7 separate regions of the Mus musculus genome follow, and regions 1, 2, 3, 4, 5 and 6 are each linked to region 7. A link is a loop called in an ENCODE intact Hi-C map of the cell type or tissue named here. Cell type or tissue: gastrocnemius. All regions are shown on one strand. Region 1 overlaps Daam1 (dishevelled associated activator of morphogenesis 1). Region 2 overlaps Daam1 (dishevelled associated activator of morphogenesis 1). Region 3 has its middle 7.7 kb from the start of Gm40440. Region 4 overlaps Daam1 (dishevelled associated activator of morphogenesis 1). Region 5 has its middle 62 kb from the start of Daam1. Region 6 overlaps Daam1 (dishevelled associated activator of morphogenesis 1). Region 7 holds the start of Daam1 (dishevelled associated activator of morphogenesis 1).

Region 1 (4,000 bases), 56 kb after region 7:
CCAATGAGTGCCTCACCTCCATGGTGAGGAGAGAGCTCCTGGGACACTTCTGGTTTGGCTTCTCTCCCAGATGATTGAGCTGTCCTGGCTCCCAGACGCTGGTTTCTGTCATGTGAGCAACACAGACATCCTTACCAAGAACACTGTTCTGTAGGCTTTAGGGATTTATACTGTGAACCTGAGGTTAACACATTGAGTCATACGATTAGACCTGCCAGTTTTTTCAGGGTGAAAATCTAGTGGTGTCCTTGTCTGCTCTCCCCATGAAAGGTGGTGAGGGAGGGGGGCAGGCAGGGTTTCTGGCAGGATCTGAGGCAGGAACTTGGAAACACAGTTAAGAGTACATGTACTTGCTGGTTGAGTCCTGGTCTGGTCTGAGGGTGTTTGTAGAGTGCACTTGGACCCTCCTCCCTCATTTAGTAAAAAGCTAAGGGAGGAAGGGCATAGGTTTGCATTTTTGATGTACGCTCCTGTGCCTGCCTGGATGACCAGTGGACCCTAAGTACTATTTTTTAGGGGGTCCTTGGCTATTTTGGCTTTTAGGAATTTGTTTTCCCTGGTGTCTGGGTGGGGCCAGAGTGGGATGCCCTCCTCTTTTTCCTCTTGCATCAGAGAAGCCACTGGGATTAGTGAGCAGATTGCTGAGTGAATTTCCCAGAGCCACTCCAAGACATGCCCCATTAGAACATTGTTTTGGGACCAAGTGTGTGGGAAGGGCTGGGCCGTCTCTTCACTGGATGGCCTGAGAAACGCCCTTTCCGTTTCCTGGTGGAAAGGATGTTGAAATCTGTAGGTTTTCAGATGCTTCTGCAACCTTTGGCTGTATCTCATGACTCTTTGGCATTTGGCATCTGGTGTCCTTGGGAAATGAAACCAGACAAGCGGAATGTGAGAGGAGAGGGGTGGCCAGAGAAAGAAGCAAAGCTCTTTCCCTTTCACATTTCCTTGATAAGAGGTCTTGAGTTGTATTGCTGCAGCACAAACTGCACTGGACGCCCTGAAAAGTAAACTGATGTTGGAGGAGGTTCTGAAAGCAATTGGTACGGCAGCTGGAGTTGGTACGGCAGCTGGAGTTGGTACGGCAGCTGGGATGGAGACAGAGTCCCACCCTTCTCCGTAAGGTTCTTATGCATACAGATTTTGCCCTTGGCCCTCTGTGCAAGTGACCTAAACTCACTTTGTCTCAGAAATGTCGGAGATCATCCATTGTACAGAAATGCCTGTGTTTGGTGTTGAGATTTTTAGCTGGAGAATTTACTGTGAAACAGACTGTCCTGGTGAGAATAACAGAGCTAGAGAAGGACCAAGGCTCCCTACCAAACTTGTGAGTACATGCAGAAACTCTGTTGGCTCTTAGGTTAGTGGGTGGCTGGCAGGAGCTTCATGCCTCTCGCTCCTTTCCTGGCCCCAGCCTGTGTAGGCTCTAGTTTCCTTTGAATCAACTCTCGGTGTGGAAAAACCTTGGGAAGATAGCCAGTGAGTGATCCGCTCCCTTGGGATGGACAGACATCTTTAAAATGTGTGGCGGAGGCCCCCAATGAACCAATTAAAACAGTGTGTAAATCAGTGCAAACTGTTTGTCATCAGAACTGCCACGTTTTCCCCTAACATGGGGTACTCATTGTGTCTTGCTTTGTGGAAAGCAAATGTTACACATCTCCTGTGTTGTCACTGGCACTGTCAAAGGAAAAGTGCTAGGAAAGGTGTTCTTAAAGACTTGAAGCTTCTTGCCAATTAAAAAAACAAAAAGGCCTTAATCATCTTCCTCTCCATTCCCTAAAACTGGCTTTACTTTCTGGATATTGCTGTACTCAGAGGTCTTGTTTGTTTGGGTAAAGTACAAATGACTGACTTTGAGCTAGACCACAGATGGACAGCATTGCTCACCCTTTGCTCAGCAAAGTGCACCTGCTGCAGAACCTTTAGCTTTAATTGCTTCCTTGTGCTCAGCATAGCCGTAGTCATCTGTAATACTGTAGATGGATTGCATCGGGATGTCCCAGAGGTGACTTCTTCCTCTGCCCTAGTGCCAGAAGCTGAGATTAGAGAAGTGGTTGAGGGCCCAGCTGTCAGGGTGGAATTCATCCTTTCTTTCAGACAGATCTCATTAAAAAGGAGCCAAAATGTGACACACAGGTTCCTAGTTTCAGCAACCACATGTGCCCTCTCTAGTAAAGAGAAGGGCCAGCTGCCCTGGTCCTCGTCATCTCCTCTAGGCTGTGAGCTCCCAGAGTGGTGCTCTATCTATGTCTCTAGCTCTGTCTGGAGTGGTGCTCCATCTATGTCTCTAGCTCTGTCTGGAGTGGTGCTCCATCTATGTCTCTAGCTCTGTCTGGAGTGGTGCTCCATCTGTGTCTCTAGCTCTGTCTGGAGTGGTGCTCCATCTATGTCTCTAGCTCTGTCTGGAGTGGGGCTCCATCTATGTCTCTAGCTCTGTCTGGCACGTTGAGGGGACACAATGAAGATAACAAATTGAACATTTTTTTTCTTAAGCAAAGGATTTTCTAAGTGTAAGGAACTGGGGAAATACCTAAAGGATTTTGCGGTGAGTCGACTTCCCATAGAGCTTAGTTGTGAGTGAGTTGACAGAGAAGAGATGAGCCAATTTCCCCAGGAATCTTTTGCTATGCCCCAGGGAATTTTCAAACACCTTGAGGGTGAGTTCCATCTGCAGAGCTGTTGCCAGCATCAAAACCTTGACTAGTGGCTGAGGAGTACTCAGTGCTCCAGTTGGTTATGAATGGTTATAAGTGTTCTGGTGTTGTAAAACCAAATCCAAAGACAGTTGTGGGAGGAGCCATTGCGGTCAGGCTCATTCATGCTTTGCATTCAGCAAGCATTTGTTAAAAGTATACAAGATTTGTCCCTGCCCTCAGCGTCCCTGAGTCTAGTGGAAAAGCAGACTCCCAAAGCACTGTTATATATGTGATGTGTAGTAGTGTGGCAAGAGTGTGTACCTGTCCCATGAAAGTGGCATAACTAGAGTGAGTTCTGAAAATGGTCTGATAAGGAAGAGAAACATGGTCCGTTGAGATGGCTCAGAAGATAAAGGCCCTCACTGCTGTTACTGATGACTTGAGATCAAGCCCTGGAACCCATGGTAAAAGGAGGGAACTAATCCCTGAAAGTTGTCCTGTGTGTGCACAAGTGTGCACCTAAAAAGGAAAACAGTGTAGTCTAATGTATGGGCTCCGCCGTGCAACTACTACCAAGGTCTTATGGCGGCATGTGTCCACTTGTGGTTGGCCTAAGCTTAGGAGGTGTTACAGAAGTCTGATGATGAGGGCAGGAAAATCCAGTTGGCCAGGGCTGGCATTGCTGTGTGTGAGCCATCTGAGTTTGGGCCTCTGCCCTCTTCAGCTCCCATTACTCACATCCTGGGCTGGCTTCTCCCTGACTCAGATTTGCCTGTCACCTCCCTGATCCAGGCCAGTGCACACATTCCTGTCTGGAAGCCTTTCTACTGACATTTTGCTCCTACTTTATCCATTAGGTCTCAGCTAAATGTCACTCATCAGGCGAGGCCTTCCCTGAGTGAGCGCCTTTTGGAACAGCTCAATATTAAATGCATGCCTTCGATAGTGAAGCACAGCCATTGTAGCCTGCAGTCCAGGGGCCTGCATGGCTATACCACCTGGTTTTTTGTTCTATGAACTAAGAATGGCTTTCACATATTTGATGGTAGCAGAAAAGGTTTTAAAAATACTGTGTGTGTATGTGTGTGTTTTGAAAGAGAGGGTCTCATGTAGCTGAGACCTATCTTGAACTCACCATGTTGTGGTTCATTGTCCTGGACCTTCTGATTTTCCTGCCCGGACTTCTATAGTGCTGGGGTTACAGGTGCCCACCCGCAGATATTTTACGTGGTGCTGGAATGAAACCCTGAGTTTTGCCCACGTTAGGCTGCACTGCCTCACCTGACTTACATCTCAGCCTTGGGCGTTATAACCTTACATGAAGTCCATGTTTCACTTTCTAGAGTGGTATGTTATTAGAACTT
Region 2 (4,000 bases), 150 kb after region 7:
CAGCCAGGCAGTGGTGGTGCACGCCTTTAATCCCAGCACTTGGGAGGCAGAGGCAGGCGGATTTCTGAGTTCGAGGCCAGCCTGGTCTACAAAGTGAGTTCCAGGACAGCCAGGGAGGGCTACACAGTTTCTCTGTGGGAATTTCTCTAGATTAAAAAAGCATCTCTCTAAAATAATGAAGAGAATAGCATTATTGTGATAGTTACCAGTGTTTTGTTTCCACCTTTAGAGGAGAGGCTCAGGGCAGAGAGATAGGTTCTATAAGCAGTGGTAATACTTCAATAATAAGATGTAGCAAGCTCACAGAAGCCTGAGAGGCCAGGAGTACTGGCCACTGTTTTGTTTTAATGGAAGATGTTTCCTAATTACTGGTAGGAACAAAAATAAAGAAAAACCTATTTGAACCCTTGCCATGAGAGCAGGAGTGTTGTCTGGGTAAAGCCACAGAACACTGCAAATGCTTTACATTGTTATGGGAAAACATTGTTAGGCAACCCTGATGCCCTTTGGTATAGGTGGGCTGGGGCATAGTGGCTTAGCCCTGTAAATTAGCAAACTGCCTAAATTATGGAAATGTTACTACAAATGTATTTGTATACTTCTAACTAGGACAGCTTTGATAGATGAGTGGTTCTTTGTCTAAGCTAGACTAACCAGAGAATTTTAACAACTATCCATGCCTGGCCCCACCTCATCCCAGTTAAATGGATCTCTGGTATTGGCCCAGGCATCTGGAGTCCAGGTGACTATGATGTGCAGTAGAATTGGTGACCACGGGACCAGACTAGCACAGCTTTGCCTGATAGCGTTATCAGACACCCCCTTCCCTATCCAGGTCAGTCAAGGTTCGATCCTGTCATCACCAGACAGGAAAATGGCGCCAACAGCTGTTATAACTACCGAGGGTCATGCAGTTAAGAGCTGAAGAACTGCTAAAATTAGAAGTGATTTCACAGCTGCAGGGACATTGTGTATGTAACGGCACAGTCATGGTACACTTCCAGCATCAGCTCTGAAATGGGGGCTTTTCATCCAACCACCCTTTGCATGAAACCTTAAGTGGGCATCACCAATAACCACAACATCGAGTTGTTCTAGACTTGCAAAATACTTTTAGGCTTCTAAACAGCTGCTGTCCTTAATGGGTGCAACAACTGTTCTCATGCCACGCTACCAGTTCTTGGTGTATGTTGGGTCTTGCCCCGTGAATAGATAAACCATATTAATCACTTTTCATGTTCTCCTTTTCTTTAATCGTAGGAACATTACTCTTTTGCACTATCTAATAACTATTGTGGAGAATAAGTACCCCAAAGTCCTCAACCTAAGCGAAGAGTTGCGGGATATTCCTCAAGCAGCGAAAGTAAAGTAAGTACGGCCAGCCCTGCTCTGCCAGCTAGACTGCAGAGCAGCAGGCACTTCGCTGGCACCGCATTGAAGTGCAAATGCGCGAAGTGGTTTGAATCACAGCCAAACGTGTTAGAGAATATATATTTGTTCTAGGTCCTTTGGAATACTCACTGCCCCATGTGTAAAATCTGATTTGTTTTTAAGGGTATAAGCATCAGCGAGGCTTTTTGGCTTCTCTGACTCAGAAAACAAAGGCAGGACTGCAAGTTCAATTCCTGCTTGGGCTACAAAGCATGGTCAAGGCTGGCCTGGACAACCTAGTGAGACTGTCTCAACAAAAAGTAAATGGAAGGCCAGGGGTGCTGCCGAGTGGCAGAGCACCTGGCTGCATGTGAGGCCATATAGTTAGCCTCAGCAGAGCTTCTGAAGAGCAGCTCTTCTGTACACAGGTAGCTCTGAGTCAAAGGGGGACGCAAGGTGAAGCAAATGGAAGGCCTCCATGTGAGGGAGCCAGTCAGTCATTTCTACAGATACGCACACCCTTTGGAACCAAGCAGCCGGTTAATGGGAAGCAGTCGTTATGCAAATCAAGAACCTAAAAATAAAATGGGAAGTTGCCAAACTTTCCCCACAAATCCCGTGCTGTTTCAGAGATGGAAACAGGCAGCTTTCCACGCTCTCCGCCCTCCACCCCTCCTTCTGACAGACATATATTTAAGCTGCGCCTTTTGCTGTGAATTGACAACCTAGAATAAGTGGCTTGTTTCTCCCTCTCCCTCTCCCTCTCCCTCTCCCTCTCCCTCTCCCTCTCCCTCTCCCTCTCCCTCTCCCTCTCCCTCTCCCTCTCCCTCTCCCTCTCCCTCCCTCCCTTGGTATAAGAAATAGAGTAGGTAACACAAGAAATGATCTATTTTTAAATGAACTATTGGCGGCAAGCTCTTTGATACGGTGGGGTTGTGAGAGTTGAGCTTTAATCTTTAGTGTTTAAAAGCCATGAAACAGAAAGCATGGAAGAAGCCCAGGAATCTTTCTCCACTAAAAACAAAAAAGGCAGCAAAGTGAAAAGTGTCCAGGACAGCTCTCAGCCACCGCCTGCTGACTGAGGCCACGAGCTGCTCCCACTGCTGTAGTCATGGTGAGCTGCAGGGTCCCAACTGAATGAGGTTCTAGGCGAGCCACCTTCTTAGAGAGCCAAACGCAGCACATGCTCATTTCTACATATAGCAACTTGCTGAAGCAGAGGCGCTCTGTGATTCAAACATAAAATATTTCTTTACTCATGGGAAACATTTTTCTTCTGCTATTTTTAACCTATAACATATACCTGCTGGCAGAGGGAAACAAAAAAATGTACAGAAAAATTAAAATTATACTCACATAAGTTACATTTTTTTAATGCTGTAGCTTTTGTGAAATCTGAGAATGAGAGGAATGTTTTCTTTCTATCACATTTAGTGTGTGTGTGTGTGTGTGTGTGTGTGTGTGTACATATGTGTGTGTGTGTACGTGTGTGTGTGTGTGTGTGTGTACATGTGTGTGTGTGTACATGTGTGTGTGTGTGTGTGTGTATACATGTGTGTACATGTGTGTACACACGCATGCTCCATAACAGCCTCTGGAAGTCACAACAACTGTTTTCTTCTATCGTTCTACCGTGTGGGTCCTTAGGAGTAACCTGGGGTTGTCAAGCTTGGAAGCAAGCACTCTCACCCATCTCACTGTCCCTGGAATATAGTTTATAAGCTAAGCATATGCCTGCCTCCAAGCACGCACTGACTCGAGCCAGTGTGTCTCTTACTTACTCCTGTAAGCTGCTTGCTGACTGCTAAGATGTCACTCTCTCCGACAGCATGACTGAGCTGGACAAGGAGATCAGCACCCTGAGGAGTGGCCTGAAAGCTGTAGAGACGGTGAGTACCTGCTTCCCACCATGACTGTCGGCCTCCTCACTACTTTGCTGGTGTGCAGACCTTGAGCACAGGAGCGCCTTTGGCATGTGCTCTGCCCAGGATAAACATGATTCCATAAGAGTGACCAGAAAGAAGCAGGCACAAGCTGTGCCCAGTATAGGAACTCAGTTTCATACAGCCAAGTGTCCTGAGAGGCTCCCTGCAGTGGGAGCTTGAAGTAGGTGAGGAGGGCCAACAATTCAACCCAGGAGGCAGGCCTTAGCATGAATGGACCAGGTGAGGCAACCTTCCATTTCCTTGTTCTGTTACCGTTTGATGTGACTCTCCACAGGCTGATGGAAACCCCTCTGCTACTTCTGAACTGGTCCTTTGGGAAGGGGAGTCTTCACCAAACACACACTTGGCCATAGCATATATACCATGTCCAAGGCTTTCTAGTGCTGCGATGGTGAGAGCAGCAGTTCCCTCAGCAGGACCCTGTCTAGATAAGCATGGTGGTGATCAAAGAGAGACGTGATGAAAGGGCTGGATTGAGGCTAGCCTGGAGGCGTGTGATTGGCTGGCACATCCTGGAGGAGGTGCTCCTACTGGAGGAGATGAACTCCAGTTATGGCTTAGGAGCAGGATGGTGTAGAAAGGTCCATGGGAGGGGGGCTGCCCAGGTAGAGAAGATAAAAGGGAACCACAGGAATGTGGAGAAGATAGGGAGGAGCCAGAAGAATGTAGCACAGCGGCGCTGG
Region 3 (4,000 bases), 220 kb after region 7:
GGCACAGAGGACAAGATCAGTGAGCTCGAGTCTGCCTTCCTCACTGTCTTCATTAGGGTTTCTACGGCTATGACAAAACACTGACCAAAAGCAAACTTTGAGGAAAGGTTATTCAGTTTCTGCTTCTGCATCATAGTTCATAATCAAGGGAAGTCAGGACAGGAGCTCAAGCAGGGCAGGAATCTGGAGGCAGGAGCTGATGCAGAGGCCATGGATGGGTGCTGCTTACTGGCTTGCTCCCCATGGTTTGCTCAGTCTGCTTTCTTATACCACCCAGGACCACCAGCCCAGGGATGGCACCACTCACAAAGAGCCGGGCCCCTCTCCCATCAACCACTAACTAAGAAAATGGCCTACAGGCTTGCCTACAGTCCCATCTTAGAGAGACATTTTCTCAACTGATGTTTCCCCCTCCCAGGTGACTCTAGCTTTTGTCAAGTTGACATAAAACCAGCCAGCCCACCCAACTTCTCCGGCTGTTGGGCTAAGTGATCTTGAACAAACTATTTCTTTTCATCTCCACCGCTTTATCCTTGGGTAAGCATAGTAGTATGGAAGCCACAGAGAGTAAAGTAAATGATATAGTTTAAGCAGAGATATGGATGGAAGCATTCATTAAATGTTGGCCACACCAAATGTTCCATCCCATTCTCTGAAAAGAAAAGATTATGCTTCATAGATTGTTCTTAACTGGCTACCCCAATACCGTTTTCTAAATCTGAGAAGTTTGACCTGTTTCTCAGTTGCCATGACAGGCTCCATCCACAGCACAGGACATGAGGCCATCAATTAAAGCACATGAACTGAACACCCGTAGTACTGAGACGATGCTTATCCTTCAAAGGATTGAGTGTGAGAAACCTGCTACTAGCAATATACAGTAGTAGACATTTTAATTGAAACGCATTTTAATGTATATACTCAATGCTATTTCCTGTTAAAATATTTTCAACACACGTAGGCTATTTTAAAATGATATCATCTATACTTTAATATATTACATAATTCAGAGCTGGTGAGATAGATCTGCAGATAAAGGTGCCTGGAATGGCCTGAGTTTGATCATCTGGCTGAGAAAACAACTCCCACGAGTTACCCTCTCTCCTCCATGTTTGTACCTCCAGCTCTAGGTGATCCAATGGGCTCTTCTGAACCCCGAGGGCATCTGCATGGTGTGTCTTTTCCAACCCCCATTTACACAAAGTTAAAACTAAAACATCTTAAAATAAACATACCTGAAGGTACTCTAGCCAATCCGGCACGGCAAATTTGGGTCTGGCAGGCCTTGTCCTTTCCCTACTCCCCCCTATTCCCTCTGCCTTGCTAAAGCCCATTAGATTCCATTCCTAAACTACCCACCAAGGTCTATTCCCTTGTTTAGCCACTTTCTCCTCCTTAGGCTGACTACCAAGGTCTAGCTATCAAAGTATTGAAGTCCAGCAATCAAAAAATCCCCTTTGGCTCACCTAATTATCATGCCCAATTAAAATTAAACACTTCATCCTAACATAGTCTTTTCCCCCTTTACCTTTATAAACCGCCATTTGCTTATGAGCCATGTCTGTCTCCTCTCTATCCAGAGGCAGTCCTTTGTCCTCTGGGACTAACACCACCCTACCCCTCTTCCTTGCCCCCTTTCTTCCCTCTCCCTTGTTTCCCTCCCCTTCACCCTGTCTCTGGCTCTTTGTCCCTTAGCCCTGCCCTCTGCCTCTCTGGCTAAATAAATCTCTTTTGCACTGAGAACTTGGTCTTGGGGGTCTTGAGCCATCTCCAAGGTTCCCTACAAAACCTAAACAGGTAAATGGTAAGAGAAAAGCTGCTATCAATAAGGACATTAAAATGTTTAAAGATTAATGCACCCCAAGGTACCAACGTTTACAAGTGGTTCATAAGTTTCCAGCTTTGAAAATTGTTGTATTTGATAATAGAGCCATCTTGTGGAAAAGCAGCAGTATTTCAGGCACTTAAATTATAACCATCCTGGTAGACGTTCTAGGTATGTGTGCCCTTTAGTTATAAGACAATTAAAACAATGAACTCCAAAGCAATTGAAAATTTACCAGGAGTCTCGAAATGGAAGAAGGCAAAAGCTGGGGCCCTGGCACCAGCTGGAAGGGAAGCCTCTCTCCTGGAAAGAAGTTTCACAGAGCTCTGAAAACTCGCCAGACCACCTTATAGGGAAGACTAATGGGCGTGGGCAGGGCCAGGACTGCATAGTTATGTATAAGTCTCACCTTCTAGTTACACCTATACCCAAAGATAGACTTAGTGGTCAACGGTCTACGTTTTTCTCTTCCCAGTGTGCCCACATTGAATAAACCTCCCTTTTCTGCTTTTCACTATGAATTATCTGTTTAATCTCCCTCCTGAGACAGTTGCTGAACCTAGTGTGTCAGGGCTGCCTGAGAGTAGGCTCCGACCATGGCAGCTCTGGAAATAGTCTTCTTCCTCCAGGACCGTGCCAAAGGTGGGTAGATTTGAAAGGATGGAGACTGGTTTGTCTGTAGAGATCTCAGTGTTGTGTGTGTGAGTCCCAGTGCATTAGACAGACGCCCTCTGGTGAAAACGCTGGCCACCACAGGACATTTAAATCAGGGAGTCTCAGGAGGGTGGGTGAACCTGTCTGGTCCACAGATGGTAAAGACTGGTGTGGTAGCAGGCGGTGTGGTATGCAAGGAAAGGAAGCTATGAAAATGAAGAGAGGTCTGTGGAAGACTAATATTTCTCCAGTGCAGGTTCAGCAAAAGTATAAACTGTCAGAAAGAGAAGAGTCCCCAAGTTTAAGTGACAATTTCTATGTCCACCTGGAAGACTCCATTTTTTTAAAAACTTTATCTGTATTTATTTTATGCTGAATTTATTCCCAGGCCATGAGGTTTTGTTTCTTCAGTTTCTTCTGGGATATCTTTTTCTTCTGTGCAACCTCCTCTTCTGGCTTTGGAACGATCTGTTCCTTCTCAGGATCATCTCAGTGTGGCAGGGGGAGCTCATATATGGGTTAATCCGACCATGAGCTCTGTAGGTTCGTCGGTGCATCTTAGGTGCCTTGTTCACCTGGATGTGTTCAATGACTAGAGAGTCTACGTCTAAACCCTTAAGTTCAGCATTACTCTCTGCATTTTTAACCATGTGCAGCAAAAATTCAGCACTCTTTTTTGGCCACCGACCCTGTGTCCAGCCCCATTGTTTGGTCTGGGTGCACCTACCAACGCCACCATTATCCCCCCGGAATGGCACACATTACTTCTTTAAAGTGACATCCTTCAGATACTTGGTGGCTTTGCAGGTATGCGTACCCTTGATGGCCTGGGCAGTTTCCCGGGTGTTCTTAAAGTGAACACGAAGGTTTGAACCTCTTGATTTGCATGATTTTGTGGGGTTTTCTGGGTCAAGAGAGTAGCGAACCATCTTGGCAGGTGACCTCTGGCCGCTTACAGGAAGAGGGAAGACTCCATTTTTAAAGAACCAAGAAAACAAACCCCCACATTTCAGCCTTTTCTCTTTGTAATTCTCCCACCTTGAAAATTATGCATTTCAGCCAGGCAGTGGGGGCACACACCTTTAATCCCAGCATTTGGGAGGCAGAGGCAGGTGGATTTTTGAGTTCGAGGCCAGCCTGGTCTAAAGAGTGAGTTCCAGGACAGCCAGGGTTACACAGAGAAACCCTGTCTCGGAAAACAAAAAACAAAAACAAAAAATTCTGCTTTCGTGGTGCTTTCTTGTTATTTTAAATTTTTATGTTTTTACTTTACTTCTTGGATTATACTTAACTATTTTGATTACTTTTTTTCACTATTGGGGAACTGTGTTTTTTTGTTTTTTTTAAAAAACTCTATTGCTTTTTGTCCTCTCCCATCTATAATATTCTTTGCCTTTTCCTTTCACTTAGTATTGCTTTCATTTTCTCTTTCCTTGTCTCCTTTTATTTCATTCATTTGCTTCTTTATATTTACTGTGTATAGCACTCGCTACATTATTTAATCATTTCTGGTCTAAGGTC
Region 4 (4,000 bases), 74 kb after region 7:
GCCAAGCATATACAAACCGTCACAGAGTATATTGTCCCATTTAGGACCGAATACTCCACAGTTACTCATTCTGTGAGCCTCTGTCCACTACAATTGATTAATTACTGTCCACTACAATAATAAGCTTTTCTGATGAGGATTGAAAGGTACACTCTTGGCATAGTGATATATCTTTAGAAAACATTTGGATTCACCTCTGTTTAGTAAAGCAATAATGGGCTCTCCTGTGGGTTCGATGCTCTCCCAACCAAGTGCTCTTGGCTAGGTTTAAAACACTGGGCATGAGTCCAGCCCTGTGAAGTGGGCCTTACATCCAATCAGAAAACACCTGGTTACTCCTGTAACATTGATGCCACTATTGCACCAGTGAGCATATTTTATCAGGTCTGTCATTACTGAGGCTCTCAGACTCCATAGCTAGGCAAGACTGTTGATGACTCAGAAGCTTGCCTAGCATTTCCTGGCACCATGAAAGCTAACTATTAGGGAGGGAGCTTGAGTCAGTACTAGGTTCATTTCCTTATGTTGTATCACCCAGCGCTATGGTGTTCTCAGTCATGGGAGCTAACCATCATGGTTTGGTGAAGAACCAAGAGTGAGGCAGTGGGCACTTCGTTTGTGCAGCTTATGGGACTCCCAACATCGCTTCGTTTGTGCGGCTTACGGAACCTCCAACATCTGGACCTGGGCCTGAGCACTATACTCCCATATAGGTGGTTCTGTTTGAACAGGGGTGTGATTATATGTGTTTATTTTATTTTATTACTTTATATTTTAGAAAGCTTTTGAGACTACAGATTGTTCTGTCCCGCTAGCCATGAGAATTACCTCCTTTTTAAAGGTTTTTTAAATCACTTCTCTGATTACTGGGGCTATTATAAGCTCTTTTTAATAATAAAATTCTTCTGTTATCATCAGAATCAATGAGAAGTTGTATCATGTTTTAGCTCCTCATTTTTTAAAAATGTGCCTTTGTGCTAAACTAAAATCATGGCTAAGAATAGAATGATTTTTACAAGAACCATTTAGTTCCCTGTCTCCAGTGGAAGATGGGGAGAAAATGGGTAGCAGGAACTGTAATTTTAAACTGATAGGAGAAAAAATTCTGGTTGTACGGAGTAATGGTTTTGATCTATTGTTTTTAAATGAGAGCATTAGGATTTCTGGTAACCAAGCAGAGGAAGTCAGATTTTATATGTAGAATACCTTCAGAGCATTCAGCTGCCTAGAAGCCAAGAACCGGAATGGAATGAAAGCATTGGATTGAGATTGCTGCAGTCCCATGGGGTCTATTCTTACCTGACAGACTACTAAAGGACGAAAGGAGTCTCTAGCTAAAGGACACAATTAGTTGGCAGTGAAGGAAAAACAAACCATTGAGTAGATTTCCAGTGGCACTTGGCGTTTTATGAGTAAATTAACCTGATGTGTTCTAGGTACGATCTGCTTATGCCAGTATGATAAGGGTTACGTCACAAAGGGAAGTGGCAGTGTAGATATGGACATAGTGTGTGCCGTGCTAAAGTTCCTGTGCACATGTGTGTGTGTGTGTTTGTCACTGTGGTGTGACCTGCTGCCAATGAGCAGTTGGCTTAAAGGAGATAACACTGATCATAAATGCAGAACTTGATAAGCAACTGCTCTGGCCCTGAGATCAGCTGATGGTTTATAATATAGGCTAATGTTGATCTGTGTGCTTTTACCTGCCTGTATCTGTTGTGTTTTTTCACAGAACATTGTATTGCTTCTAAAATCAAAGAAGGGCTGGGAGCAGAGTTTTATCCCAGTTGATGTTATATATTTCTTTGTTCTGGCATAGACCCTGATTGCTTAAAAAAAAAAATCCTTTAGTGGTCAAAATGTCTTTGTAAGTTTTCTTCTAGTCCTCCCTCACCAGAGCTGAGGGAAAGACTCTCTCTTTGAATCTTGTGTGTATTTTGTCATTGCAAGGCATTTTACAATAAGCTATTAAACTTAGATTTTTTTTTTTACTTCATGTTTGATACAGTGTTGTCAGTCTAGTTGCTGTCTGTCTCTGAATTCTTCCTAATGTTAGGTCTAAGAGATGGGGTGAGAGGACACGAAGACAGAAAGAAAGAAACAGGAGCAGCTTGTTTAATTGAAGCAGTGGCTGGTGTGGTGGCACCTGTCCCAGGCCTGTGGCCATGGAGGGAGGCCATCTTTGGCTGCCCTCGGAGTTTGTTGTCAGCCTTGGGCTACCGAGAGAGTGTCACCAAGCAAGCAAACAAATACCACTGTAAATCTATAAATTAATATGCTGTGGAGAAAATAGCTTAGCTCCCTTTGGTTCCAATTCTATTAGGATGAAACCTAAAGAGACCCGGATGGTGTATAACTACCTTCTGTGGGCTAAACATGACCTCTTAATTTTGTCCTTAGGCTCCCAGGTGCAAATTACACAGCCAAGATTCTGTACTGAGTAGCCACTCCGTACTTGACCCCACTAAGAGCTAAAAGGCCAAGGGCCTGGTTTGATCTCTGTACCTCATTGTAGGTTTGGGTAAGCTTTCCAGTGTAATTTTTTTTTTCTTGTACTTACTTTGTTTTAAAGTTTGTTATTTGACAGTTTCATAGATGGAAATATAGCATTATAATTATTCCCTCACCTTTCATTTTAAAATGTGCTCTAGTAGTGGCTAGAAAGATCTGTTGGTCTGAATACAGAACTTGCTGAGAGTTTATCCTGATGCCGTGAGACTCATCTCGGTGGCACCCCCTGTCCTCAGCACATGCATGACCCTAACCCACCATGAGCAGGGCTCGTTTCGATTCTAGATTATCTGCGAATGTGCCCACTACACTCAAAACCCTCCCCACTAACCTCCCAGGCCAGAGCGCCTCTGCGTCCAACACCGTCTCTTGATTCTTGCACTGGGAGCTCAGTGGCCAGCTCTGTCTTCAGCTATGCTTTTTCTGGCTCATGGATGAAGAGTTGGAATTTTCTTTGTTGAAAAAAATATCCCTCCTTTTAGAAGCTGCATATTTTTCTCTTATCCAGTTTTAAATGGATTCATTTAAAACACTCTACAGCTGCCAGCTTCTTACTTCTGCACATTGCAAAATCCAAGAACAAAGTTCAACACAGCGACTGGAAGCCAACGAAATAAACATAGGGGTTGTTTTCTGGAAAGATGGGCAACTACCAAATTTAGAAGGAGCCAGAAAGCCCTTTTCCGTCCTCTCGCCAGTTAACTTGAGAGTATCCTTTAGTGACTAACGCTTCATGTCAAACCTGGGTTGCAGATGCAGCTGTGCACTTTCAGAGAGCAGAATGGTGCAGGCATTCCTAGCATCTGTGGGTCCTAACTATTGCAGCTCCAGGGCCTGGAAGTAGTGCCTACTCCAGAAAGGGTGCACAGTGCGTGCTTGTTGCCTGGATGCTGTGTGAGTGGATCCTAGTGGTTAAAGCTTAGCTTGTAAACTGTGTGTGTGTGTGTATGTGTATGTGAGAGTGTACACCCATGACTGCTGAGTACTCCAGCAGCTGGGTTTGTTTTGTGACTATTTCTTGGAGTAGTGATGATACATTTGGACTGATGTTTGTGTCCCCTCCCCACCTGCTATCATCTTTTCTATTCATCTTTCTCATTTGGATGTTACTATGGCAACATCAGAGTGCCCTGTAGGAAGGGGACCAGATTAAAAGAACAAAGGTGAGGAGGTTTAAGAAATCATTTTACTCTTAAATCTGTCTACCAAGGGCTAGGGAGATAGCTCAGTGAGGACCCGAGTTCAGCTGTCCGGCACCAGCATAAGAGCTCAGTGCAGCAGTGTGGCTTGTAATGCCAGCATTGGAGTAGGGGAGGGGCAGGCTGGTGGACTCCAGATTGGTTGGCTGGCCCATCTGCCTGGATCAGTAAGCTTCAGGTTCAATGAGATGAACACCTGTAAGCACTTGAGCACATTTCCACACGACCCCCCCCCCCAACGCGCGCGCGCGCGCACGCACGCACACACACACACACACACACACTCCATA
Region 5 (4,000 bases), 62 kb before region 7:
GAAGGCATGGCAGTCTTTCAGTGGGGAGAGCACCCTTCAAAGGCAGCTCTCTTCTTCACCCAAGCCAACAGCCTCTTCTTCTCCTGCCCTGCCTCTGGCCTGTGCTTGTGGACTGGCTCTGATAGCCTAAGCTGGCTGAACTGGTTTATTGCAGGAGGCTCGTTAGCCCACAGGAGAGGACAGCCCTTTGCAGCTAAAGCCAGGTGCAGCAGAGCTGTTTGAAGTAGCCAGTGACGTCCCATTTTGGCTGGATATCCCATAGGGTGCCAAGATTCTTGGGCCTTTTCTCAAACAGAGAATTCACTGTTGGCATATTTGTCTTATTATTTTATTGGGTTCTTATATCTCTACCTCCCTTCCAACCCTTATTCCTTTCAACCCCAACACTGGATAGGAGAGAAAGAAGATTAGAGGGAAAGGGGGTGTGGTGTAGACCTCTCTGGCCTATTTCCTGCCAATTTGGGTCTTTGGATTCCTTGGGGTAAGTCCAATCTTAGTCATCAGAATATCTGGCCATCCAGAAAACCAGAAGACAAGCTATAGCAAACCCACCAGCAGCAGTGGGGGAAGCAACTGGAAGAGCATCAGCCAGCCCCACAGGCCCTCTTTGGGATCTCCTGTTTATGCCTTCTTCAGAGTCTTCTATCACACACACACACACACACACACACACACACACACACCACCTAGAAACAATCACAGTTAATTGCTGTGGACAACCTGAAGCAGCCCCATATCCCACGCTTGAGAATTAAATAAAAAATATATATTCACATAAAGAACTGTATTTTTTTTTTTAAGAAACCAAAACTCTCACTACAATTCACCATCTTTTGGGGCTCCTGGTCTTTTGTAAGAGCAGAGCTGGGACCACCTTCCTCTACACTGCCGTCTTTTCCTCTACTGGACAGAAAAGGAAAACCCCATTAGCCAATCTCCCCTGTGACTCACTTGGCCAGGAGATGTAGCAGGCTGACTGTGGTCAGTGTGGAGCAGTGAGGGGCAAACCCTCTCAGTCTCACCACCTCCTAGGACACAAGTGATGTTTAAAATGTTTGCAATGCTCTAGGAAAGTGGACCGGAGATGCCTCTCAGCTGTACAGTGCTTGCCTGGTATACACATAGCTGCAGCTTAATCCCTAGCTTAAAAAAAAGAGGAAGCAGAAGAATCCGAAGTTCAAGGTCATCCTCAGCCACACAGTGCGTTCCAGGCCTGCCTGGGATACAAGAAATAGAGTCTTACCTGTAATAGATTTGAAAAACAACGGCACAGAATGCCTCGGGTAAGATCGCTGATACCAAAATCACGTCCCTCTCCGACAACAGAACCAGTTAAAAGCCCTCTGTTTTCAGACTCTTTGATCTTAATTCAAATTAACTAAGACATTGTCTAGACTTTACCTAAAGTTTTCAAGGCTACAAATCAAATTAGATCTGTCCTAACAGAAAACACAAATTATGGATGGAAGAGAGCCCCCATCAACTGGCAGAGAGAACGATGGCAAGACGCTACCAGAAGGTGGCGGTGTTGTGCTTCGAAACGTCTCAAAGGTTGCCTGGAACTTGAAGCTTGAAGCGGAGACTCAAAACTCCGTGAGTTTATTGTTTTTGACATTCTCTACTCTTCCCTCTTCTAATGAAGAGTGTAGCACGGCTCTGTTGAGCATTTTGCCCGTAAAAATCCTTAAAATGCAAACGCCGACAAGAATACTGGTTTTCGTTTAAAAGCAGACCAACCAGGCAAAATTTCCTGCTGGAAGCTCTGCACAGGAAAGCAAAGGTCCTAGGACCTTAAGAAAACTTGGGTACACACGACAAAAACTGTATTCATAAAACCAACATTCTAACTTACGAATAATAACTAATAACGTACATAGAACTTACTAAGGCATTGTGAGAAAGAACAGAAATTATTCTCTACCATTCTCAGCTTTCTTGGACAGCAGCAGCAGTAATGACAGTCAGTGGCTGCTCTAAGTCTTTTTCTCTACTAAGCAGAGGCTCTTGTTCAGTAGCTTAAGCCCAAAGCACTGCGTGAGCACCACATATGTATTCTCTGGCTTCGGAGAGTCATGGAGGCGGCCACTGCTGTGTCACCCATTGTGGAAACAGAGTCATGGGCGTTGGTGGGGGGTGAAGGGTGAGGGGTGGGGGCGGAGGGTGGGGGCGGGGTTGTTTAGCTTCCTACCATTTTACTGTGTTTACAGGTCAGAGGGCAGTGGTCAGTTAACACCTACTACTCGCTCCTCTCCACCTTCTTGGTTTGAGATCCTTTTACTTATTCCTGAGGGCACAGAGGTTGATGCTGGTGAGGGAGAAACACGTCCACACTGTAGCACACCAGTCATGCATTTTTTAACATGAGCGTTTATGGAAATTGACTCCTAGTGTTTAGACACAGTCTTTTACTTCATTGGTTATTTATGATGCTTTGGGCATGGAAACGTGAGCTAGACTTGAAGGCTGGCGAAGGGAAGGGACTGAACTACCAACAGCCTTGCCCTCTCGCAGAGGAAAAGAAAATTCTTGCTTTCTCCAAACTGTATTCCAAAATAAATAAATAAATAAATAAATAAATAAAACTTCAAAGGATTACATTACCAGGATTCCAGCCATCTTTTTTCCATAAATTTTAAAAGTGAATTGTTTAATGCCTTTAGTGGAGTAAAATAGTTCAGAGAAGGGCAATATTATTATAAATAAGGAGCAACATAAACTTAACATAATGGATGCACTTACAGATGGATTTTGCTAATTTATTAATGGTATTGCTACTACAGGTTTATTTGTTTAACTAATAAAATGGGTATTGTGGAAATTAGCGCAGCATTTGATTTGAGATGTTGGAAAATAATAAGGATTTGAGGACGGCAGAAATAATAATAGTGTTCGGTCCCTCAGTGCTGACACAGTCTTCTCCAGCTTGAACGGAGAGAAGGAAGAATCGTTATTTAAAGCCTACATGTGAGATTTATTGAGGGACATTAGAAATTTGCGGTAGATACAGTCATGGGAGTACATTTCTAATAAAAGATTCCCCCATACAACCGTGAGTGGCTGTGCACAGGCAGGCATTGAGTCTTAGCAGCGAACCATCATTCGCTTGGCTGTATATCTCCCAAACTGAGACCTCCTAATGAGCCTCCAAGATGGCTGGCACATCTGCTGTCTTCAGAGAAGCAGAGACATGCTTGGCTCTGGGTCCAAACCATTACTCCTCACTTCACATTGAGATCCTATCTAGGAAGACTGTAAGCATATTGAAGGTGCCTGGAGTACATCGGAAAGCTGGGACCTTCTGGCAGGAACTAGTGGGACAACCCACTTGTGTTTCCGGAGGAAGTCCCATGAGTCACACATCACCATTCTCGAGTGTCAAGAAATCACTCCAATCTCTGTTTTAACAAAGCCAAATGATGGTGTGACCAGGGTAAGTAAAATGTAGCAAAGGAGACATCAGGACCACCCTGATTGGACAGGCTTCCCTCCAGCCAGGGGACACCTAAGGATACCGGAAGTCTCCAGGAGATTTGCTAATAAGGGCCAAGTTCGTTACCGCAGATGGACAGATTCTGGACCCTCCTGACTCATATCTTTCCAAGTCTGTTCTTGTAAAATCGAGGCTGAGTTCCTGCACCAAGCTGGAAGAGAATTTGATAAGAAGAGGTGACATGGCTAATGGAATCTACAGAAGCCGTCATGTCCTCTGACATAGTTCTGTCGCATAGACTCACTAGGCCGGCCTGACAAGCAGAGTCACTGTCATGACAGATATTCAAATACTTCATATATTTGCTATGTAAAGACTCTGATGATAGTTAGAACAACTTCAAAGGGCTGAGGCTGTTGTTTAGTAATGGAGGGCTTGCCTAACATGTGCCAGGCCTCAGTTCTGTCCCAGCACACACACACACACACACACATGCTTGCACATATGCACACATATACACGTGAGGCAAAACCCTTTTTGTTGCTGTTGGGGTTTTGTTTTCAAGACACG
Region 6 (4,000 bases), 110 kb after region 7:
CATCCGGCGACTGCTGCATCCTTCTGTGTGTAAGGACCAGGACTGCACAGGCAGTCAGAGGTGCATTGCCAAAGGGAAGAGCGCCAAGAATCCCCCTGCCTACTACTCCCAGAGCAGTATCAACCAGTGCATTCATACATGTGGCACTTGTAATTTTCTCAGCACCGAGGCACCAGAAGTGAAAGGAGCCCCATTTGACTACAATGTCTACTCTTAACTGTTAGTATTATTCAAACATTTCAAAGTACAAAGTCTTCCTTCTATGCACTAGTCTTCAGTTTCTAAAATAATCCCTGTTTTGTATCCAGGACTGTGGAGCTTACAACAGATAGGCTTTTGTGGAACCTTGGACATAGGACTTGGTTTTGTTTGCTTTGGAAATTTGCCCTGATTTGGGGAGAATAGAAAGATCTGGCACCTTCTATTTCATTTTATAGGTTCAAATACCATTGACTATCACTGAGGGTTTTGGCTTGTTAAATACGTTAGTAGCAGCAGGCTTTTGCTAATTTTAGTGCTCCTTCTAAGAGGAGAGCTGGGTTCAGCATTTATTCTGCCACTCTAGCTCTTTTATTAATGTGGTAAATTATAGCCAAGAGCCATTCTTAAAACTCATCAGGCTTTCTGAATGTTTTTAAATCACAAGAGTGTAATCCTGCCCAACTTCAAAGCCACTGCTATACCCGTGACCCTCATCTGTGTCCCTTGCTGCCCACTCAGGTGGCCCTGTAAACAGCCATTTTCCTTCTTGTTACTGCTTGTTACTGCTTGAAAATAGTTTTTTGTTTGTTTGTTTGTTTTGTTTTTCGAGACAGGGTTTCTCTGTACAGCCCTGGCTGTCCTGGAACTCACTCTGTAGACCAGGCTGGCCTTGAACTCAAAAATCCGCCTGCCTCTGCCTCCGAGTGCTGGGATTAAAGGCATGTGCCACCACGCCCGGCTTTTGAAAACAGTTTTGAACTATATTTCTTTGATCACCTAAGCAGACTCACTTGGAAGTATCTGCCTAGAGACAGTGGTGTGTGTGTGTGTGTGTGTGTGCGTGTGCGTGCGTGTGCGCGTGCGCTCGCGTGCGTGTTTGTAGGGCGAGTAATGGTGGCTCATAGCTATAACCTCAGCACTTAGAAATCTGAATCAGGAGGATCACTCTACAGTCCTACAGTTGAGACCAGCCTGGGTTACAGAAAGAGGGAAAAAGGGAGGGATTTTTAGAGATAAGGTCTAAGCCTAAAATTAAAAGCTCCTCCTAGAAATCACTCTTCCAAGGCCCAATGCATGAATGTTTGGATGGATGGATGGATGGATGGATGGATGGATGGGCTGCTGAAACTAAAAAACTGAAGCCAGCAGTATAGCAGTAACTCCTTGGGCATCAGACAGCCGCTGTGTGTACATGGCAGTGTCTTCTCCTTGGGTGACCCATTATATCGGGGTGCTCTCTTAATGGAAAGTCCTGGTTACAGGAATACCTCTCTCAGCACAAAGGTGTGCGAGATTGTGGAAGCCAAGCACAGCGTGCCTCCTGGCTGAGCTTGCTGTGTCTCCAACAGAGACTACAGCTGACAGGGAGGTCCAGGTTAGGCGTGTCAGTGAACTCCATCCACAGATGCGCCAGCTGTTTTGGCTCAAGGTCACCTGGGTTGTGAGACACATCTAGCTGAGGTGGGTTTGGGTTTCAGGTCTTTTTAGCAGACACACACTCTATTTCCTTTCCTTTCCCTTTTTCCTTTCCTTTTTTCCTTTGCTTTCCTTCTTTTTTTTTTTTTTTTTGGTTTGTTTTTCAAGACAGGGTTTCTCTGTGTAGCCCTGGCTGTCCTGGAACTCACTCTGTAGACCAGGCTGGCCTCGAACTCAGAAATCCGCCTGCCTCTGCCTCCCAAGTGCTGGGATTAAAGGCGTGTGCCACCACTGCCTGGCACACTCGTTTTTCTAACATAGCTCCTGAGCTGGGTCAGCAGGAGACCTGTGCCTGGGACTAACATGTGTTCTCTTGTTAACTCCACCGGTGTCAGTAGCCCCTTTCAGCCACATCAAATGAAATCCTACTTCACAATGAAATCTAAATAACTGATAGAAACAATCTAGTCACCAACTGGCCATGTCTCTGGCCACTGTAAAGACAGGTCTCCTTCACTCTTGAATTTCATACAGCTGTGACATCCCCATGTAGTCCTCAGTGTGACATGAGACCTAGAATATCCTTCTCAGTACCATTATGTCACTAAAAAAAGAAAATGTTACTCCCTGGCGTGAATTCAATTCCCATGTACCCTTTAAGTAGATGACCCGATACTGTAAAACAATAAGTGTCTCCTGTATTCTCGTGGCTTTGCAGACCACCATCATGATGCACAGGACATCAGCTCTCTGCTGCTCCATGTGGGCCTCTGGTAATGTGTTACCTTGTCACTTTTTCTTACTTTGTTTTATTTCTTTTCATTTTTGTAGGACCAGGAAGAAAACAAGGGAGCAACCAGTTGGCCCGAGTTCTACATTGATCAGCTCAATTCCATGGCTGCTGTAAGTATTACTTACATTCTGTGACAGCCTAAAATAGGGTACAGAGTACACAGTTGCACAATGAGCTTGATTGAGTAAGCCCTTCTGAATGCTGTTACCTTTCCAAATTCCATTCCAGACACTCAGTGTTTGAGGTGTTGGGGACGAGGGGCTGAAAGGTTGCCTAGTGAAGTAACTTTTCTAGTGTGTTTTAAATAGAATCTACACACACTAACATATGATTGGTCTTAATGTTATAAGAGGAAATGCCATTTGAAACATGGCTTGCATTCAACTTGGACTTGCTGTTGCTGTGACTAATTATTGGGAGTGTTGCAACAACACTCCTGTGGACTGTAGGCTTTTCTAACAGTTCTATGACCTAACTGTCCCTTCATCATGTTCATACCCATCTCCCTCTCTCTGGGAACTTAGCTCCTTCCTGACTTCCTGATCTCATTGGTGGCCGAGAGGTTCATATACAGAATCATAACATGACTTGATAAAATGCTGTAATAATCAGAATGCTCTAGGGAAAGCTGTGATCTATAGTTAGCAGTTAAACTGCGTTCTCAGTATCTGAGTTCTGGCCTCTGAGATGTTAGCACTCTAGGCAGCCTGAACATCATCTATTAATCATAGCTAAAATTCACAACAGAAAATAAGTCACCAGCCTTTGAACCTTAGTAGCTTAAATCCTGTTGCCATTGATGAAAACTGAAGGTCGAAGTCTTTGCCTCTCATGGCATTCTCATGATTTTCAGAATGGGTTGTATCCAACTTTAAGTTGATAATATGAAATAGAAGGCTCTACTCTCCCGAGTGCTCTACTCTCTGCTGCCTCTACCCAGGTCCTCATGGAGAGCTGTCTTACCACTCCAAGACCTTTAATGTGATCTAGGTTTTATTGCTACTCCCACTGCAAAAGGTAAAAACCAACCCGGATCCATGAATTTGCTGCTCTTATTTAAGTTCTGCAGGGCCTTGACTTTCAGTTTCTTCCTCTTCTTTCCTGTTTCTTTCTTATTCTGCTGCTGTACCTTGAGTAATAAACAGCCTGTTAGGTGTGACCAGGACTGCACAAATTATAGAAGAAGCCACAGAAGCGTTTGCCTTGAGGGTTTATAGGAGAGGAGAGGGGGAGGGGGAGGGAGAGAGGAGAGAGGAGAGAAGGAGAGGAGAGGAAAAGAAGAGGAAAGGATCTGAATCCCACATCCACCAAACTCCATTCCATACACTGCTTCTCCAGCGATGAGAAAATGGGGACACTGGTGTCTGTGGATGAGCTAACAGAATGGGAGGGTTCTGAAGACTGCAGGGACTTCTCTGTGTGTCCACCCAAGTAATAATAATTTGGAGCCATTCACCATTTCTTGCATGTAGAGGTTGTTTGTGAGTTCTTGTTCCTGACTGTGAGGAAAAAGGGACTGTCAGGCAGATTGTCCCTGGGTATAATTAAGCTGGCACTGTTTGATGGGTAACAAGAGAAGTGCTAGGGTAA
Region 7 (4,000 bases):
AATAGTGTGCAGGGATCAGTTTAAATTCATCACTACTTAAACAGAAAACCAAGTCTTCTATTATCTATTATCTACATTTAAAGTTGGTTGATAGTTCTCTCTCTCTCTCTCTCTCTCTCTCTCTCACATACAAATTCCGTTTGTAGTCTATTTTGCATGCTGTCCTTTATACGTGGAGGTATGTGACACACCCCGTAATACTGTTATAGAGAAGGGATTTTTTTTTCCTTTGAGCAAGAGTTTATTCCTTTTTATTGCAGAGAACTAAGAGAGCTTGCAGAGAGGGCATTTCTTCTATAAAATTATTTCTCTGAGTGCCTTAACAGCATGCTTTCATCTCTAAGGACAAACCTTGCCTGATAGAGAGGCTCCGAGTTCAGTTTATTGACTCAGTAAAATCCAAGCTCACTGATTATGTTTCCACCTAAAAGCTTTCCACAGTTATAAGATTGGGGGAACATTTAGAACCATGTGAGGTTGGGTTTCTTTCTGAATATTTTCCCACAGCCAATTGAACAATACATTAAGCCTACCCATTAGTTGGAGCATCACCGCTTGTACCCTTGTTCTGATGGCCAAAGGAACAATTGTGTTGTCTAGGTTCCACTTCAGATATTTGAAATAGAATAGATCAGAAGAGCAACAAAGTTATATCCTGCTTCTGTGGAGACAAACGGTTCTGCTCTGTACAGAATAGGCTTGTCAAAAGACGATCAGAATCCAACAGCAACCTCCTCTTTCACACACACAAAAAAAAAAAAAACCCAAAAATCAAACAAACAAACAAACAAACAAACAAAAAAACCCATCATTTTCCCTCTCCTCTGAGATGCTCCTCTAGTTCCAAGAACGTATTTCACTTGAGCCTTAGTGTTTGAAGCAGAAAAGGGAAGATAAGTAGTGATGTGATATTCCACCAGCAATTAGGTGAAGAGTAGTTGGAAATTTTAATTGTCAGTCTTCATTTCCTGAGAAGCAAAATCTTAATTTTGCTGGTGGAAGAGGGCGTGTGAGCTGATCACAGCAGTGCCATTGAGAGTGGAATGAATACAGCCCCCCCCACCCCCAAACACACACACACACACTTGGACATTTGTTCCCTCTATTTAAGTTTCTCACCTTTGGTGTTATTGAATGAGATCATGAAACCGAAAACTTTTATGTATTAAAACCAAAATCTTCCAGAAGGGTCAGAATTTCACTTCACACCCTTTGCTAACACTTGAATACACATAAAAGTGTCTGAAGATCGGGGGCAATCCTTGAAGGGTACTGTTTGCTTAAAGGTCTTAAAATTTTTATATTTTTGAAAGGAAATGTGCGGGGAACAAGGGTGGAGGGAGTGTTGTGGATTTTAAAATTTTATATATGAGTAATTAACTAAAACTTTGAGATATGCATGTTATCTTCGGAGGAGCTGAGAGCCACCAGAGCGGGAAGTCCCTAAAGGGATGAACAAAAGCATGGCTGTTCGATAGTTTTATCTCCACAGCAGCAGGCTTTCAGACGCAGGATTGTGGTGACTGTCTCTGTCTTCTATTACACAGCATTTTCATTAGTGACAGCCGCCGGTTTTTCTCAGGTTAGCCAACTAAGTTGTCCCCAGCTTTCTTCTTGACCACTCGACTCGGTCTTGGTTTAAAAGGGAAAAAAGGAAAGAGAGGAGGAAGGTGAACTAACCCAAAGTGTGGTTCAAGGAGATTCCTTTTTTTCCGCGGCTGGCGTTGTTTGATCCTTGGGGATGTGAGGAAATACTGATTCAGTATTCAACCCAGAACCCCTGGAGTCCTATGAATTAGTGGTTTTGAGCAGGGAAGGAAGAGAAAGGCTTTTATGGACCCTTCCCAGATGGGGGCAGGAGAGCCCAACCGAACAGAAGTGCCTGGCGGGTGTGCGCGAGTTCAGGACGCCCCTTGGTCCTGCAGCCTACCCGCTGGCAGGATCAGAGGTCAAGTCAAAGGGCACGGCCGCTGGGTGCCTCGCCCTCTTCCCCAAACATTATGCCCCTAGGCTTCTGACTGACCACCACTGGTTCTGCTAAACTGGAGGGCGGGGAGGGGGCGGGTCTGGGGGGCGGGGAGGGGGCTGGCACAGAGGGACAGAGATGCACCTCGGTAAATGTAGTTCCTGAGCGTGAGGATGGAGAGACTGTTTCGGCTCTGTCTGTAGGACTAGGACTACAACATCCAGAATCCTAAAGGCGAGTCAAAGCGTCCATGCGCAGTGGGTGCCACCTTGTGTCCTATCAGAGGAGACGAGGGTGATGTCACCTGCGAGTTGGTAACCTACGAGCGGCTGTGAAGGGAACTGTTTAACCGGATCCCATTGTACCGGGAGCGCAGAGCGGCCTTTCCAGCATGCAGCGGCTGCTCAGGTGAGGGGACTCCTCGGCTCGCCCGCCGCACTCATTCATTAGCGGCACCGCACCGTGGCGCGGGGTGGGCGTGCTGGTTCTTCGCGCTGTCGCGGCGCGCCCTCCTGCTGCTTCCCGGAGCTCCGGGGCCAGTAGGTAAATATTAAACTCGTCCTTCAGGTTGGGTTTGGGTGGGAACAGGACCGAGACAGCTACGAGCTGCCAATCTAGGCTTTGGAAAATGGCTGCAGCACGGCTCGGAGCGAGGCGAGCCTGAAGGAAGGCATCCCCGAGGATGGGGTCCCTCCCTTCTTTCTTTCCGAGGCGCTCGGTGGCCGTGGAGCCGGCCGGGTACATCTCTCTTCTTCCCGGCCACAGGCTCCCCGGGGCCAGGGCTGAGGGAGCTGCGGCAGCGGGCGGCGCTCCTGGGCCGCTGGCTCTGTAAGATCCGTGGGCATGGCCGTGACCGCGATTCCCCTACCATTCCTATCACCTTCGGGTCAAGTCATACTCAAAACGGAGGGGCTGACTAATCCAGGCAGTCTCCGAGTTTACTGTGTGCAGAGAGAAGAAGGAAACCTGGCATTGCGGAGGCCGCGAGCCGGCGGCTAGCTGCGGCGCGGGGAGGCTGCGTCTCCGGGGGACTGGATGGGGTTCCCCGCGTCCTGCTTCGAGGGGCGTATCGCAGTCTTGGCTCTGCCAAATGGAGCCCTGCAAAGGGCACCTGGGCGTGGGCTAAACGCTCTCCTTAGAACCATGGTGGTGATGGGGTGGTGGATAACCTAATGATAAGGTTCGCTGTGGGGGCAGGAGGGCTGGATAATCGGGTTTATCTAACTGGTGCCCAAACCAGCTGTTTGGGATTGGCTTGTCTTCTGACTAGAGAGGAGAGCAGGGCGAGGCGAGGCCGGGCCCGACCCGACCGGACCCGGCCCGGCTGGACAACTCGAAAGTCTTCTGGCTTTTCTTTTCCCTTTTTGCGTCAGCTCCATTCGTTCATTTACTCACATTCATCAAACCCTTCTACGGTCCTTTGCACGTTGCTTACAATCAAGGTTTGGGACGTTCTGTCCCCTCCCCATAAAATGTTTTACTGTGCTCAGAAATAGATTCCTCCTCTCAGTCTCTCTCCTCCACCGTCAATGTTGGGAGAGCATCCAGAGCAAATGCTGCCCGTGACCGTTTTGCCCCCATTGAATTGGTAGTTTCTTGAGATTTGAGCCGGACCTAGTGAATTGAAGCATAGTTTGCCTGCAAGACGAATCCGGTTGCCATGGCGACTTCTGCCTTTGGAATCTTAACAGCTCGCACTGCTGTTTCAATTCGTTGTGGCTCTGCGGGCAGCTGGGAGGGTGTGGTCGGGGGGGTGTGGTCAAATGTTTGCCCTGGGCCCAGCTGCTCCCTCTTCCTCACCCTCCTAGCAGCTCTGGGACTCCCCCATATTCTTTCCTACATAGCTTGGACACCATATTTTTGGACCTGTCCCCTCCCATGTGCCTATACATCATCTCAAAGCGAATTGTCTGGGGCTTTTGTTCTAAGGTAAACTAAATTTGGAAGATGTTTTTCCTCCAACGAGTGAACTGTATCTTTCCATCATTATCATAGTTAATAGTGCTGGAGGCAATTTACTTAACAAGGTCACTC

What was found. Hi-C counts contacts between places; a loop is a spot of excess contacts. Peaks named below come from ENCODE experiments on the same cell type or tissue, not always from the same donor. Only the 100,000 strongest peaks of a DNase experiment are listed, where the experiment ranks them.
Region 1: a loop joins it to region 7, with 2.4 times the contacts of the local background. A loop is called at or near these places in 12 of 42 quality-filtered maps.
Region 2: a loop joins it to region 7, with 2.6 times the contacts of the local background. A loop is called at or near these places in 13 of 42 quality-filtered maps.
Region 3: a loop joins it to region 7, with 5 times the contacts of the local background. A loop is called at or near these places in 15 of 42 quality-filtered maps.
Region 4: a loop joins it to region 7, with 2.1 times the contacts of the local background. A loop is called at or near these places in 5 of 42 quality-filtered maps.
Region 5: it touches region 7 in a loop (5-fold over the local background); 8 of 42 quality-filtered maps call a loop at or near these places.
Region 6: a loop joins it to region 7, with 2.3 times the contacts of the local background. A loop is called at or near these places in 8 of 42 quality-filtered maps.

The regions. Positions count from the first base shown.
Region 1 is chr12:71,885,187-71,889,186 of GRCm38, forward strand. The region is part of intron 1 of Daam1 (dishevelled associated activator of morphogenesis 1); the gene reads left to right. Among named protein-coding and RNA genes, the nearest start is that of Daam1, 56 kb to the left of the region's middle. In gastrocnemius, no CTCF peak of the experiment used is centred here; no DNase peak of the experiment used is centred here; H3K4me3 peaks cover 1,196 bases; H3K27ac peaks cover 4,000 bases.
Region 2 is chr12:71,979,494-71,983,493 of GRCm38, forward strand. Daam1 (dishevelled associated activator of morphogenesis 1) reads left to right here. Exons shown (of 26, transcript NM_026102.3): 22 at 1,261-1,368; 23 at 3,200-3,260. Among named protein-coding and RNA genes, the nearest start is that of Gm40440, 59 kb to the right of the region's middle. In gastrocnemius, a CTCF peak has its summit at 2,435; a DNase peak (open chromatin) is centred at 1,456; H3K27ac peaks cover 2,304 bases.
Region 3 is chr12:72,045,852-72,049,851 of GRCm38, forward strand. It overlaps the pseudogene Gm7986. Among named protein-coding and RNA genes, the nearest start is that of Gm40440, 7.7 kb to the left of the region's middle. In gastrocnemius, a CTCF peak has its summit at 1,935 (motif pointing left); a DNase peak (open chromatin) is centred at 2,159.
Region 4 is chr12:71,902,966-71,906,965 of GRCm38, forward strand. All of the region lies in intron 2 of Daam1 (dishevelled associated activator of morphogenesis 1), which reads left to right. Among named protein-coding and RNA genes, the nearest start is that of Daam1, 74 kb to the left of the region's middle. In gastrocnemius, no CTCF peak of the experiment used is centred here; DNase peaks (open chromatin) are centred at 2,158 and 3,868; H3K27ac peaks cover 2,813 bases.
Region 5 is chr12:71,767,104-71,771,103 of GRCm38, forward strand. No RefSeq gene overlaps it. Among named protein-coding and RNA genes, the nearest start is that of Daam1, 62 kb to the right of the region's middle. In gastrocnemius, a CTCF peak has its summit at 1,506 (motif pointing right); DNase peaks (open chromatin) are centred at 1,520, 2,076 and 3,161; H3K4me3 peaks cover 579 bases; H3K27ac peaks cover 367 bases.
Region 6 is chr12:71,934,111-71,938,110 of GRCm38, forward strand. Daam1 (dishevelled associated activator of morphogenesis 1) reads left to right here. Exons shown (of 26, transcript NM_026102.3): 4 at 2,449-2,520. Among named protein-coding and RNA genes, the nearest start is that of Gm40440, 100 kb to the right of the region's middle. In gastrocnemius, a CTCF peak has its summit at 2,388; a DNase peak (open chromatin) is centred at 70; H3K27ac peaks cover 2,262 bases.
Region 7 is chr12:71,828,823-71,832,822 of GRCm38, forward strand. Daam1 (dishevelled associated activator of morphogenesis 1) reads left to right here and starts at 2,246. Exons shown (of 26, transcript NM_026102.3): 1 at 2,246-2,509. In gastrocnemius, CTCF peaks have their summits at 1,838 (motif pointing right) and 2,760; DNase peaks (open chromatin) are centred at 1,550, 2,226, 2,963 and 3,647; H3K4me3 peaks cover 2,728 bases; H3K27ac peaks cover 2,517 bases.